Regions from separate parts of the Homo sapiens genome. Here region 2 is linked to region 1. A link is a contact called in ENCODE Hi-C or POLR2A ChIA-PET data. All regions are on one chromosome and are shown on one strand. Each heading gives the region's core, a stretch centred on a gene start or an enhancer-like site at or near the end of the contact. The rest is flanking DNA. Distances are from core to core; before and after follow the strand shown. Region 1 holds the start of LINC02332 (long intergenic non-protein coding RNA 2332). Region 2 overlaps OXA1L-DT (OXA1L divergent transcript).

Region 1 (6,973 bases), core at 3,459-5,958:
ATTTCATCTTGGGCTTCAAAACACTTTTGTTGTGATGGCTAGAAAATACTTGGGGAGGTCACAGAGGCGTGCTCCCTGGTGTTGGAGGTTATAGAGGCCAGGGAGCTTGTTTGCAAACTTAGCGGGAGACTCTGCTGCTCTCCTATCTTGTTGGGTTGCAGCTCAGCTCTGGGCGTCTGTAATAAAAGTTTGTGTGTGAAATGACTTAATAACTACGGTTAATTTAAAAGTTTTTAACAAATATAAAAAATAGATTTCTCCTGTGGGAGAAAACACTTTCTAGAACAAGGATCTTAGAGGAGAGAGTAGGAAAAAAGTGGGAGGAAGCTTATGAAGAAGGACTAAACAAAGTATTTTATTTGCTTACATTGATTTTATAGGTAGGTCCAAGTTCTGTCAATGGGATTTTTAAAAAGTATTTTCAAACCACCAGAGAGGCAGCCTGGTGTTGCGGAAAACACTTTGATCTGAAAGTGTTGATTCAAGGACTTGTTCTGCCACTTACTGTCTGTTGACCTTTTGTCGCTAAAATTTAGCAAATAATTACACACTTAGGCTCTGTGCTAGGTAGTGCATGGCATTAGAAAAGATAAGACACAGCCCTATCCTGTCCAGGAGTGAGCGAGCGTGGGCCACATGTCTGGCAAACTGTTAAGCGCCCTCCTGTTACTTGCGTTTCCCTATCATTGCATGAAGGAGGTGGGTGGCATTCTTATCTTCCTGATGAGGAAATGGAGACTCAGCAAGTGTTAGGCTTGAATCTTATTTCTGTCTAGCTGAAAGCGTTTGGGTTACGCTTTGAATGAGATAAGTCATAAACTCAGCATGGGGATAATAATACTTCATACTGCGGTTATCCCAACAAAACGTTAAGTGAAAATATCTGAATGTAATTGCTCTACAAATGTATCATTCCTTTCAGTGCTCACCAGAAGCTCTGAGGGTTCCATGACATACTGCTTTTCTCCCTCAGCTGCACATCCGTTTCACTGACTCTCAGCTAAAGCACTGTGGTGACCAATGGCAGGCCTGGCTCTTCCTGGGAGAAGCGGAGAGACCTCCCTAGGAGCCCCGTTTGAGACCTGCTATTCAGGCCTGTTAAATCCCAGGGATAAACAACTTTGTTTTTAACTTTTAATTGAAATTTTCCCTCATGCGTGCGTATACATGCACGTCAAGAGGCCAGCAAGCTCCCATATGTCTAACAGCTTCAATGATTGTCAACATTTAACCCCAATCTAGTGTCAGGGTATAAATAAGGGGCATCTGATGGCAGAGCTCATTCTTTCTGTTATTACTCCTTCCTTTAAATTTTTGCTTACCATGAGTTAAGTGCTACAGAAATGAACAGAACGGACAAGACGCCTCACTTTCTGAGCCTTAAATTCCAGTAGGGAAGAGAGCCAAATTATTACATAAATGAAATAATTTTGTTGTGAGTGGAGTGAAGGAAAGAAACAGTAAACAATATAATGTGACAGTAAATGGGGCTGGGGAGGGAGCTGCTTAGGGTGGTTAGGAAGGACCTCTCTGACCAGGTGACCTTTAGGCTGAGATCTGACAGCTAAGAAAGAGTCAGCGAAGGGACCAGCCATGGGGAGTGTGTCTGGATATTAGTTATCCCCATTGGCATATGCTTGAGTAGTGGATAAGTATTGCCTTGAGGCCACAAACATCAATTTTTTTTTTTTTTAGATGGAGTCTTGCTCTGTTGCCCAGGCTGGAGTGCAATGGCGCGATCTCGGCTCACTGCAATCTCCACTTCCTGGGTTCAAGCAATTCTCCTGCCTCAGCCTCCCTAGTAGCTGGGATTACAGGCGCCCGCCACCATGCCCAGCTAATTTTTTGTATTTTTACTAGAGATGGGGTTTCACCATGTTTGCCAGGCTAGTCTTGAACTCCTGACCTCAAGTGATCTGCCCGCCTTGGCTTCCCAAAGTGCTGGGATTACAGGCGTGAGCCACCGTGCCCGGCAACATCAAATATTTATTGAGGGAGTGCCTCCTAAAGGTACAGAGCTCTGCCTTGCCATTCTGATCTCATCCTGAAGGGGGATCAAATCCATGCAGGCAGAGTCAGGAAGAGGGAAGGGCCACGGAGGCAGGAAACAAGACACTTAGTCTTAGGGGGCCTGGGAATGCCAGTCAATTCATGCTCCTTCCTCTGATGGCTGAATCTGGAACCACTTGGTATTTCTGAGTCCACAGAGCTTGGTGGAAAGCCTGGGATCCGAGTCTGGTGGGGATCAGGGCCTAGTTCACCGTGATCCTGTGCAAGCCGCTCCATGTGCCTTCTGATTTGTAAAAGAGGAGAGAATACTCTGTCTACCACTGGGGTTTATCATTTTGATCAAAAGAGTTGATGTTTGCTTTGGTGTTGTACAGATGTAGGATATTGTTAATAAGGAGTCCAGATAAGGATGTCGTTCCACCCATTTCCCTTGGTAAATCACTGGAATAACTTGGGTCAGCAAGGATAAGGTGGACACCTTAGAGGTTGGTAAAAATAGAATCTTGCAGCCTCCACTGGAAAGAAGTCCCTTTTAAGGTTTACCTACTTTCCTCCCATCAAGGCTGGAAGCATGAAATGGAGACCAGGTGCTCCCCATTATGTAAACCATATTCCTTCATCTACCTAGACTCTCTTAGGTCCTGCCAGCCTTGTCTTCTTACACTTATATGATCTTCCTCTAATATTTTCCTTTTTTGTTGTTGTTGTTGCTAAATTTCATGTGGGTGGTTCGGGGAAAGGGTAGACTTGCACTCCTCCCCACTAATCAGTGGGATTTTAGGAAGGCTTTGAAAATGGGAAGGATCCTCCCCTCAGATCCTATCACCTTTGGAATGGGAACATGCCCACATTTCCAGAGCGAACAGACACTGGAGTCCTCTCTTCTCAAAGGTGGCGAACCGTCCTGGAGTGACGTGGGGTGTTCTGGCCTGCGAGGAGATGGCTGCCCGCAGAACCTGCCCGCTGGAGGGCGCTGCAGAGGTCTGGCTCCGTGCTTTCAGATGTGTTCGGCCAGGGGCTCCAGGGGCTCCTTCTGAAAGCAGAGAAGCCCCCAGAGGTTGAGAGGGGAGATAAGACGTGAGCCTTTTCAGCTGTGATGTGGTGAGGAGTCAGGGAGGCCGTGAGCACTGTGGGGCCAGAAGTGTTGGCTTCTGTCAGAAACTCGGCCCAGCCTGACCGCTGCCTCCTGGCCCTGTCATTTCCCCTCCATCACGCGCTTCCTTCTGGAAGCCGGAAGCAGGAGGTGGGAAGCTGCGGAGGTAGTGACAAAATCATGGTGTAACAAGAAGCTCCTAGGGCCGAAGTGACTGGAGAGGTGGCCACATACTATGAGAAACACCAGCGCACCGGCAGGGCCTGGGGAGTTCTGAGCTCTCCCGGGCTGTGTGAAGCCGCAGCCAGCCCACTTTTTTCTCAGTATGGCAGTGCCATCTGACCTGGCCCAGCCCATCTTGTTCGGGTCATGGTTCGTCTTCCTGGGCATTCTGATGCATTCCCACTTCATATTTGCACTGGGATTTCAGTTTACTAAGCATTCCACACCCATTACTGCTTTCAATCCCTTCAACAACACTGAGAATAGGTGGGCAGGTATTTTTATCTCTATGTGAATAATAACACATGGGGACTCAGAAAAATTAAAGGCCCCAGGAGAGAAGGCTAGTGAGGGGCAGTGACGCTTAGGGACAAACAACTGGTTCTCCTGCCTCCTGCCTGAGGACTCCTGCCTGAGGAGAATATAGTAACAAAAGCCTCTGTCTTGCAATTGCAGCCATTAACACATCTCTTTCATACCCACTACTCACTGGACTGTTAACTCCTTGAAGACAGAAACTCTGTGTGTGTGTGTGTGTGTGTGTGTGTGTGTATTTAATGGGAGCAGTACTTTCTTGAGGCATAATTACATGAAAATACACTAATGATGCATTTGATATATATATAGCCATCACCCAAGATAAAGATATGGAACATTTCCACCACCCCTGAAGGTTTCCTCGTGCCCCTTTTCAATCCATCCTTCTACCCCAGAGGCAAACAGTGCCCTAATTTCTATCACCTGTGATGCGTTTTGCCTGTTCTTGGACTTCATCTGTATGGAGTCATAGTTTGCACAGAGACTGAATCCCCAGAGCACGACACAGCCTGGCACATGGCAGGTATACAATGCCAAAGAAAGCCTGGTTCTTAAACTACCTGTGAGAGAGAGTTCGTCCCACCGGGAAACTGAGGCGGTGGGCGGTTAGTGACCTGCCAAAGGCACGAGTGTATGATGTGGTGGATCCCGGACTCCAGCCAGCCTAATTCCGAACCCAAGGCCTCCTCCGGGCCCCCAGCCCTCCCTGGGCACTTCCTCCAGGGCTCCGGGTGGAGCGGGTCTGACGATCCCGGACGAACAGCGCCCCCTGCTGCCGGCCCAGGCCCCAGGCCCTCCTCTCCTTTGGGGGGGGATGTGACAGGATGACACAGGCCTTGCGCCCAGCGCAGTGACGGGCACAGGGCAGGGACTTGTGGGATAAAAGTCACCTGCCCTTTTATTTTCCTCGGAAAAGAGCTTTTCCTAAACTTTGGGGGCTTTCTATCTCCAGAATTAACAGACAAAGGGAGAAGAGGTCTTTTTGGTGGAGCGCTGCTGCCCCCATGCGGGTGGATGGCGACACTACCGAAGAGCAGGCGATCAAGCCTGGTATTTTTGGGTTTCAGGTTCTGCGGCTCCCTGAGACCAGCAGATTCCTGGTCTCCGGGTCCCTGGGTCCCGGACGTGTCCATCAAGGCGTCCATTAGGGCCATCACCTAATGGACAAGCATCAGGGTAAGGGGGGAGGTGCTATTGGGGGGGGGTCCCTCAGAGAATCAGCCCTAGCTCTGTGTGGGGGCAAATACGGCCTCCCCACCTCCTTCCCTCCCAGGAGACACTGGCCTGAGCATAAGTCTCGAGGGTCTGCCCTGTACTAAGCAAGCGCTTAATCAGGTGAGATCAAGGTCTGATCTTGGCTGGTTTGGAGGGGCAGCAGAGGTGCGGTGAGGGAGGCGGCTCAGCGGTGGGGCCAGCAGCACCTCCCCAGCCTGCTTGCGGGCCCGGTGCAAGTCACCGAGGGGCCGGCAGCCCCTCCCAGCCTGGCATGTTGGCCTTGCTGCACCTGCGGTTGGGGGGTGGTGTAACGGCCCAGCCTGCTCCCCTCGGCACGTGGCCTGGGGCGATGCTATCTCTAACTCAGTATTTTAAACTCTTCTTTCCAGAGGATGTGGCTTCTGCGGGAGAGCTTCAAAGGGTGCCCTACTTGCCCCTCTTGGTAACCATGACGTCATGGAAATGGGAGGGGACCGCCCCAGCCCCCAAACACCTGGAGGGAAGTGGGAGACTTTTTCCACTTCCTGTTCTACTTGTGGCTACTGACTCAATGTCTGACCTGTTTATTAATTGCAAAATATAGCTCTATGTGTGCTACCCAGAGAGGCCTCAGGCCTGTGTGTCTCTGTGTGAAAGGAGGCCTGCACTCCCCACCCCTCGCCGCGTTGCCCAGGTGGCCTTGACACAGACGCAGGGCGCTGGTGGTCCTGCAGCCTTCCGGCAGCCAGAATGACAGCACTGGGTCTCCATGTGCTTGCTCCCCCAGACTCATCCCAGTCAGAAGCTCGTCTTCCCACACATGGCTCACGGAGGTAGATGGGTTTTAGAGTAGGACTCATGGAGAAACTGAGGCGAACCCACATAAAGTGACTGTTGGCTCTGGACCTCAGTGTGGTCACACAGTGAGGTCAGACTCCCAGGTACCCTGCGTGATTTACCACAGTCCCTGTCCTCCAGGCTTTGTTGGATAGATGTGTGCCTGCCTGGGGGCTGCCCTGAGCAAGGGGCCACCACTCAGGCTTTCCTTGTTCTGAAGTTCTTGACAAGTTACTTTAGCTCTTGGCAAAACTGTGAAGCATTGACTCACCTGACCACTTCCTCTACTAATCCCCACTTTCCTTTCTCCTGTACTCCCCACTCCTCACACTCAGCTCCCCCCACCCAGAGCCTAACTGCAGGAGTCATTCACTTATTCATTTAACGGCATCTGTTGTGTGCCAGGCACTGTTCTAGTTCCTGGGGACACATTGATGACAAGGGACATTCCCATCCCACAGAGCACACAGGCCAGGGGACTTCCACACTAGGATGGTACCTGATAATAAGGTGCTATAGGCCTGTCTGTATACGTGATCCCAGGGGAGTTGAATTTTATGTTTGGACCTAAAAAATAAGCAACTCCTTAAGACTCAGATGGCTGCCCCCAGTGAGGGTAGCAGCAGAGGGGTTGCTCTGTCAGAGCTGAAGACCTCACCAGGATGCTCCTGAAGCACGTGCTTGCATAGCCTGCCCTTTCTCCTGAGTGGCTGTGACTCCAGTTGCACTCAGAGGTCAAGTCTTCAAGTGAAGTTTCAGAGAGTCCTCTAGAATCTTAGGGCTGGGGCCACAAGAGCTCATTTAGTCCATTCTTCTGCCTTTGGGACTGGCCTGTGCTTAAGTCTTTTGGGAGAGTAGGGCATGTGTCCAGAGAAGTCCCTTCTACAACTGGCCTTAGTAACATGTTCCCTGCTGGGATGTCGGCCTGAGGTTGGGTCCAGGCTGGTAGAGCTGCAGCTGCAGCTGCAGCCCAAGGCCTTGGCTCGCAGGGTCTGTGGGTCTTCATGGCCAGTCTCTTCATGACTGTGTTTTCCAGGTCTCCTCAGCTGCCTATTCCCTCCAGGCTAAGCAATGCCCAGTTCCGTATAGCTGGGCCCTCTGCACTGAGGGGCTTTGCTGTGGTGGCGTTAGGCCCAGTGCTGACTTGGCCGGTGGGCACAGGAGCCCTTCTCCTGAGCCTCCTCACAAGGCCGTTCTAATTCCCTCTGACATACCAGGTGGGCCCTGGAGCCAGATATGCGAGCAGAGCAGTCGGAGATGGATGGAGTTTCTATCCCCACTCCCAACACTTGCTCACCC
Region 2 (6,714 bases), core at 950-3,449, 190 kb before region 1:
TGTCCCTCCAGCCTAGGAGGTGGCGGCAGGTGCCTGCTGTTGCATTTCCAGATTGCTTCGTTGTGCCCCTTTTGGCTTCTTAGCTCTTCTCTTACCCATGTACCAATTCCCTGTGGTAAAATCCTTCTGAAATACTTAGAGTGGTTTCTGCTTTCTGGCTGGACCCTAACTAATATAGTTCAGAAGCTGCATCAGTTATTAAGTTATTATCTCTTAGCTCCAAACCCACTGCTTTGTGATTCTGGGGCTGGTATTCCACAAACTGCTTTTCTGCTTCTCCAACTGGCTCCCTGTTCCACTCTGCCAATGAGGGATGCTAGAGCAGGGCTAGAAGGCTGGACGTGGGAGAATGAATTGTTACCTCTAGTTTGTTCCATGTGGGTTTCCTATCTAATTGCATCCTGTGAGCACCATCAAGCGGCGCTTCTTCATTCCGGCAGTGCCTCTCATCCAGGAGCTGTATCCAGTTTCCAATCTTTCTAACACTTGCAGAGCCCATCTTATCATGCCCACTCAGGAACATCAGTGGTGCTCTCTCCTCAGATGTATGAATTTCAGTTCTGTGGGAGCCTTTGTTTAAGCTTCAAAGTTTTTTATTATTTATTTATTTATTTATTTTTTTTAAGATGGAGTCTCGCTCTGTCACCAGGCTGGAGTGCAGTGGTGCAATCTTGGCTTACTGCAACCTTTGCCTCCCAGGTTCAAGCGATTCTCCTGCCTCAGCCTCCCAAGTAGCTGGGACTACAGGCGTGTGCCAGCACACCCAGCTAATTTTTGTATTTTTAGTACAGACGGGGTTTCACAATGTTGGCCAGGATGGTCTTGATCTCCTGACCTCGTGATCCACCCACCTCGGCCTCCCAAAGTGCTGGGATTACAGGCGTGAGCCACTGTGCCCAGCCTGAGCTTCAAAGTTTTAATCACCCTGGCCTCTTCCCTTTGTTCCCTCAGCTGTAGGGGTGGCAACTGCATTCTGCAATTGCTACCTCTGTGGTCCTTTAGAGTTCTCTTTTTGCTCTTTTAGTTACCTAATTAGCAACTTTATAATTACTTAAAAATCCTTTATATTTAATTCTTTCCATACACTGGTGTGGTTTCTGTCTCCTGACTGGGTCTTGCCAGTTACAGAAGTGCAGCTGTGTTTTTTTTGAAAGGTGTCAGGTTTGGTTTTGAGAATATTGAATTTGCAATGACAGCGGGCTATTCAAGTGGAGATAACTTGTACATAGATCAACTATGGCCCTGGAGTTTGTGGGAGAGACATGATCTGAAAACGTTTTGTTCTCGTCAGCACTGATGTGGTCACAGTAACTATGATTGCTTGAGCTCTTCGGGTGAGTGGTGTGAAGTGCCAAGAGCAGATGGCTGAGAACAGCCTCACAAAGAAAAGGTGGCAACATTTTTAAAAATCACAAATTTGAAGATACAATGATGAATTTATGATAAAGTGTTGATAAATGAAGCTCATACCAAGATATTTTTTCTGGCTACACTTAAATTCTTACCCAGCCCATGTTTCGAAGTGTGTACCAATATTGAGGCTATCCTTACAAAGCAAAAGCCTAGGTTCCCTGGAGCTCTTACTTTTCCTCTAGCACCACTAGGGAAAGCCACCAGGTCACAGTGAAGACAGTAATTTATCCTTCCTTCTTTTGATTCTGCAAGTCTACTATCAACACTATAGTGGTACTGCAGAAAGATATAAAAGTTATAAGAAAATTTTATCATCTTATCAGTGGGACTCTCCCCATTACTAACCAGCTATTTTTTAAAATGTCTTTTAAAAAACTTTTATTTTATTTTACTTTTTTGTAAAGACGGGGTCTCACTATGTTGCCTAGACTGGTCTTGAACTCCTGGCCCAAAGTTATCATCCCTCCTCAGCCTCCCAAAGTGCTAAGATTACAGGCATGAGCCACCGAGTCTGGCCTTTTAAAATGTCTTATCAATTTATTCAAACATCTACCGAGTAGGTACTGACACCTGGTGTCAGGTGTCCATTTCTTTGCAGTTTCCTGCCCACCATTGTTCTAAGCCTTTTCTCTCCTGCACCCTCCTCTTGGTGCCCCTCCGTGCCCCTTCTCCTTTGACAGGGGCTATCTGTTACTTTGCTGGCAAAATAAAGACCATGCGAGATAAGCCTTTTAATTCCAAAACAACTCTGTGGCAATTTCTTTCTCTTCCCCATCTTAGGCGAGGAACTGAACTTCCTCTTTCTAAGTTTAAACTAACCTTATGTTTTCAGTCCTCTCTGTTCTCTCCCTTTTCTCCCTGGTGGGTGCTATAACATCTGCAATCAAAGATTTTCTGTCTTAATTATCTTCTTTTTGTCTAGCTTAAGCACCTTTAATTTCTTCTTCTCTCCTCTGCCTGCAGACATAATCCTTTTTCCTCCTTGCTGAAAAAAACAAACAAAAACCCCAAACCCCAAAGCCTTCATTTGACCTTGCTGCAATTTTTATCCTAATTTCCTCATCCTTTTGTTGTTACATGTTTTGAGGACAGAATTCCATTTTCTCAATGCAGAGTCACTCCTTGTTCTGCCCTCTTGACGTCTGCTGCTCCCTCAGCCCTCATCTCTGCCACTCAAACTGATTGCTGAAGGCAACCCTGGGTTCCTCATCCTGAGGCGTGGCGGATTTTTCTCATCCCTCATTGTCTTAGATTTCTCAGTGGTATTTGACACTGTTGATTATCTTTCTTTCTAACTCTCTCCTTTCATAGTTTTCATAGAACAACATATAATTTTCTTCCCATCTTTTGTAACCTTTCGAGACAATTTGGATGACTATATGTGCTGAGCTTAAATTCCAACATATCTACTGCAGTTTGTTGGGGGCATGAAGAAATAATGGTGTCACCGAAAACTGATTGCTGCTAAGATAGGCTTTGTATAATTTTGTCCAATGATAAAATCAACTAGGGGTCTGTCTTCAGCTTGAGAGGTCTTACTATTTGATTGTGTCAGAAGTTGGCTAAAGTAACCAGTCTCATCAGAGAATAGTGCTTGTTGTATAGTCTGTCCCTTGAACCATGCTAGCTAGCTAATCCCTAACACATTTTGCCCTTCCAATCCCTTTCATTCCTCCACGTTTTAACCTTCCAGTTTCTGATCTAGATACATTAATTCATTGTTTAGGATACGATCAAGTTCTATCTTCTGACTTTTTACGTTTATGTCCCAGTGGCATGTATTGGTTTTATTCATTAAACTTAGAGTTCTGGAGGTTTTTCTGCCCTAAGTGTAACACACAGTGCTCTATATAAGAACAACAACAACAACAAAAACAAACCCACTTCATTTGACAGGCTTTTCTCTCTTCTTTCTTTTTTTAATTTTTAATTTTTTTTTTTTTTTTTGAGATGAGGCCTTGCTTTGTTGCCCAGTCTGGAGTGCAGTGGTGCGATCATGGCCCACCACAGCCTTGACTTCCTAGGCTCAAGCCATCCTCCCTCCTCAGCCTCCCAAGTAGCTGGGACTACAGGGGTGCACCACCACACACAGCTAATTAAAAATTAAAAAAAAAAAAGAAATGGGGTCTCACTGAGACAGCCAGATGGGAGGTGGTCCCTGGAGAAACTCCAACCAGCCTGCCAGCTGAGGTGGAGCCTGGGGAAGTTCATGACTTTCGCAGCGGGGAGGAGCCTGGCCCCTCTTCCTGTGTGGAACCTGAGATTCAAAGGGTGGGTGGGATGCGCTCTAGCAGGGGGCTCTGGCCTTGCGGAGGATCCTTGTTTCCCCCTTTTATTTCCCTTTTCATTCAGTAAAACCCTACTTCACTCACCCTTTAAACTGTCTGTGAGCCTAAATTTTCGTGGCAGTGGGACGGACAAGAACCCCGTCTTTAGCTGAACTAAGGAAAGTCCTGCAACATCACTGTGTTGCCTAGGCTGGGCTTTTCTCTCTCCTTAAATGTAGAAGTTGTTTAACATGATCCTGATTTTGAAAAGTAGAATGCCTCTCGGAGATTTTATGTTTGTTATTCAAGATGAAGAAAATAGGGTTTATTATTGTATGAGAATAATTCTATTCATAAATTAAAAATGCTAATTTGAAAAATGCCATCATCCTATGAGACTGGATAAAAATAAGAAAGGATAACCTGGTCTTATAAACAATTTTTTGGGTATTGTGCAAAGTTATAGAGGAACTTCTAGTTCTCAGTGTTGTTAGCTGATATCTATCATGGCGCTTTAGACCAAATAGAAAGAGAACTGAACATTGTGAGTTGTTGGAAAAAGAGGCCTCTACAACAAAGAAAAAAGAAGACTACAGTTTTTTGAACTTTAACTGTTACTTATTCCTGATTTGAACATGGCAGATTTTTTTTTCTTTTTTTTGAGACAGAGTTTTCCTCTTGTTGCTCAGGCTGGAGTGCAATGGCAGTATCTTGGCTGACTACAACCTCTGCCTTCTGGGTTCAAGCGATTCTCCTGCCTCAGCCTCCTGAGTAGCTGGGATTATAGGCATGTGCCACCACACCTGGCTAATTTTGTATTTTTAGTAGAGATGGGGTTTCTCCATGTTGGTCAGGTTGGTCCCGAACTCCTGACCTCAGATGATCAGCCCACCTTGGCCTCCCAAAGTGCGGGGACTACAGGTGTGGGCCACTACACCTGGCCTTCAAACATGGCAGATTTTAGTAGAGCCTTAACACTTATCCCTGCTGCTGTCATTTACCATGAGTTAACTTATATTGCTGAAAGTAGGGAGATTTTGCTACTTATAGATCATAGAATTTCCCTGCTTTCCCCTTTTTATTCTTTTATGTTGTATTTTTTCTCCTATACATATGTTGTAGTTGGGTACACTGTGCAACTCAAATGCACAATTTAATTTTACTTTGATGTGAAGAAGTTGAGAGTACAATGTGACTTGGCTAGTAATGAGGAAGTCAGGGCGAGAATGCATCTTGGATTCCCCACTAGCCAATTCTGGGACAATTTGAGCCTCAAAGTTACAATGATAGTTAACATAATAACTTACTGACCAAAATAGAAATCCAAGAGTCCAAACTGATGTACGTGAAGAAATGAATAGCCTATAAAAGGAAGACAACAGAACACCTTCTCTTTACAGCAGAATGCCAACTAATAAGTGTGATAAATGTAGATAGAATGATGGAATGAGAAAATCACCATCTGATAACTACCATATTAGTAATTGCTTCAGACAAGAATCATCAATGGTAGCTAAAGTTAGCCAGCAAGTTTGATGAGGAACATGGTATTTACTAGTCTTGAATAATCTCCCTGAAGGTTACCTAGTCATTACAAAGGGAAAAATAGTAACTTTACAGTGGTGCTGTCTGGTAAACACTGCTTTAACCAAGTAATCAAAGTTATATCACTAATGATGGGACCAAGTAACATGCATTTCTCATGTGATGTATTTTTTTTTTTTTTTTTTGAGACAGAGTCTCCATCTGTCACCCAGGCTGGAGTGCAGTGGCAAGATGTTGGCTCACTGCAACCTTCACCTCCCGGGTTCCAGTGATTCTCCCACCTCAGCCTCCTGAGTGGCTGGGATTAAAGGCACCTGCCACCACGCCCGGCTAATTTTTGTATTTTGAGTAGATACTGGGTTTCGCCATGTTGGCCAGGCTGTTCTTGAACTCCTGACCTCAGGTGATCCGCCCGCCTCGGCCTCCCAAAGTGCTGAGATTGCAGGCGTGAGCCACAGTACCTGGCCTTCTGATGTGATGTATTAACAAGGACACAACATCATTTTAGTGGTATTCCTGCCAAAAATGCATATGCTGAATCTAATCATGAGGAAATATCAGACAAACTCCAATTGAGGGATATTCTACAAACTGGCCTCCAGTCTTCAAAAAAGTCAAGGTCATGAAAGACTGATGATCTGTTTCAGGTTAAAGGAGACTAAAGAGACATGACAACTGGATGTAACATAATCCTGGAATTGGAGACTGGACTTAAAAAAAAAAAGACGTGTTGGCATAACTGATGACAGGTGACTGACTACGTACTGGATTAGAAAATGGTATTGTAGGCCGGGCGCGGTGGCTCACGCCTGTAATCCCAGTACTTTGGGAGGCTGAGGCAGGTGGATCACCTGAAGTCAGGAATTCGAGACCAGCCTGACTAACATGGTGAAACCCCATCTCTACTAAAAATACAAAAAATAGCTGGGTGTGGTGGCTCATGCCTGTAATCCCAGCTACTCGGGAGGCTGAGACAGAAGAATCGCTTGAACCCTGGAGGCGGAGGTTGCAGTGAGCCGAGATCGCACCATTACACTTCAGTCTGGGCAACAGAGTGAGACTCTGTCTCAAAAAAAAAAAAAAAGAAAAAAGAAATAATGGTATTGTATCAATGATAAATTTCCTGATTTTGATAATGGTACTATGGTTATGTAAGAGAATGTCCTTGTTCATAGGAAATGCACATTAAAGAATTTAGGGACAAATAGGCATGATGTTTGCCACTTAATAGTCTCAAAGTGTTCAGGAAAAATGTATACACATATATCTGCAGAGAGAGAATGACAAAATATGGGACAAATGTAAACAATTAATGAATCTAGAGAAAGAGTATACAGGAATGCTTTGTATGATTCTTCAACTTCTCTGTAAATTTGAAATTATATCAAAATAAAAAGTTACCAAATAAGCCCAATTCTTAATTTTTTGGGGAGGGTTAATTTTTTTAAGTAAATTATTTTTAAAAGTATAATATGTATACAGAAGAGTG

What was found. Hi-C counts contacts between places; a loop is a spot of excess contacts on that map. ChIA-PET counts read pairs that join two places held with the same protein, here RNA polymerase II (POLR2A). Pooled maps may share reads with other maps.
Region 2: a loop to region 1 is called in a pooled map, with 3 times the contacts of the local background. The contact joins the enhancer-like site here to the promoter of LINC02332 in region 1. A Hi-C loop is called at or near these places in 6 of 50 pooled maps. POLR2A ChIA-PET finds 5 or more read pairs at or near these places in 2 of 52 experiments (GM10248 and H1).

What each region holds. Positions count from the first base shown.
Region 1 is chr14:22,554,797-22,561,769 of GRCh38, reverse strand. It overlaps LINC02332 (long intergenic non-protein coding RNA 2332), which reads left to right and starts at 4,708. Exons shown (of 3, transcript NR_146543.1): 1 at 4,708-4,819; 2 at 4,917-4,978; 3 at 5,248-5,459. It overlaps LOC105370399 (a long non-coding RNA gene), which reads right to left and starts at 5,204. Exons shown (of 2, transcript XR_007064066.1): 1 at 4,204-5,204; 2 at 334-3,043. RefSeq lists enhancers at 4,103-4,312, 5,173-5,512, 5,563-5,662, 6,243-6,372 and a silencer at 5,013-5,062.
Region 2 is chr14:22,744,281-22,750,994 of GRCh38, reverse strand. All of the region lies in intron 1 of OXA1L-DT (OXA1L divergent transcript), which reads left to right. Among named protein-coding and RNA genes, the nearest start is that of OXA1L-DT, 19 kb to the left of the region's middle. Within about 2 kb of position 2,199, at least 4 of the 41 ENCODE cell types and tissues checked have a DNase peak (open chromatin) inside an H3K27ac peak, as active enhancers do.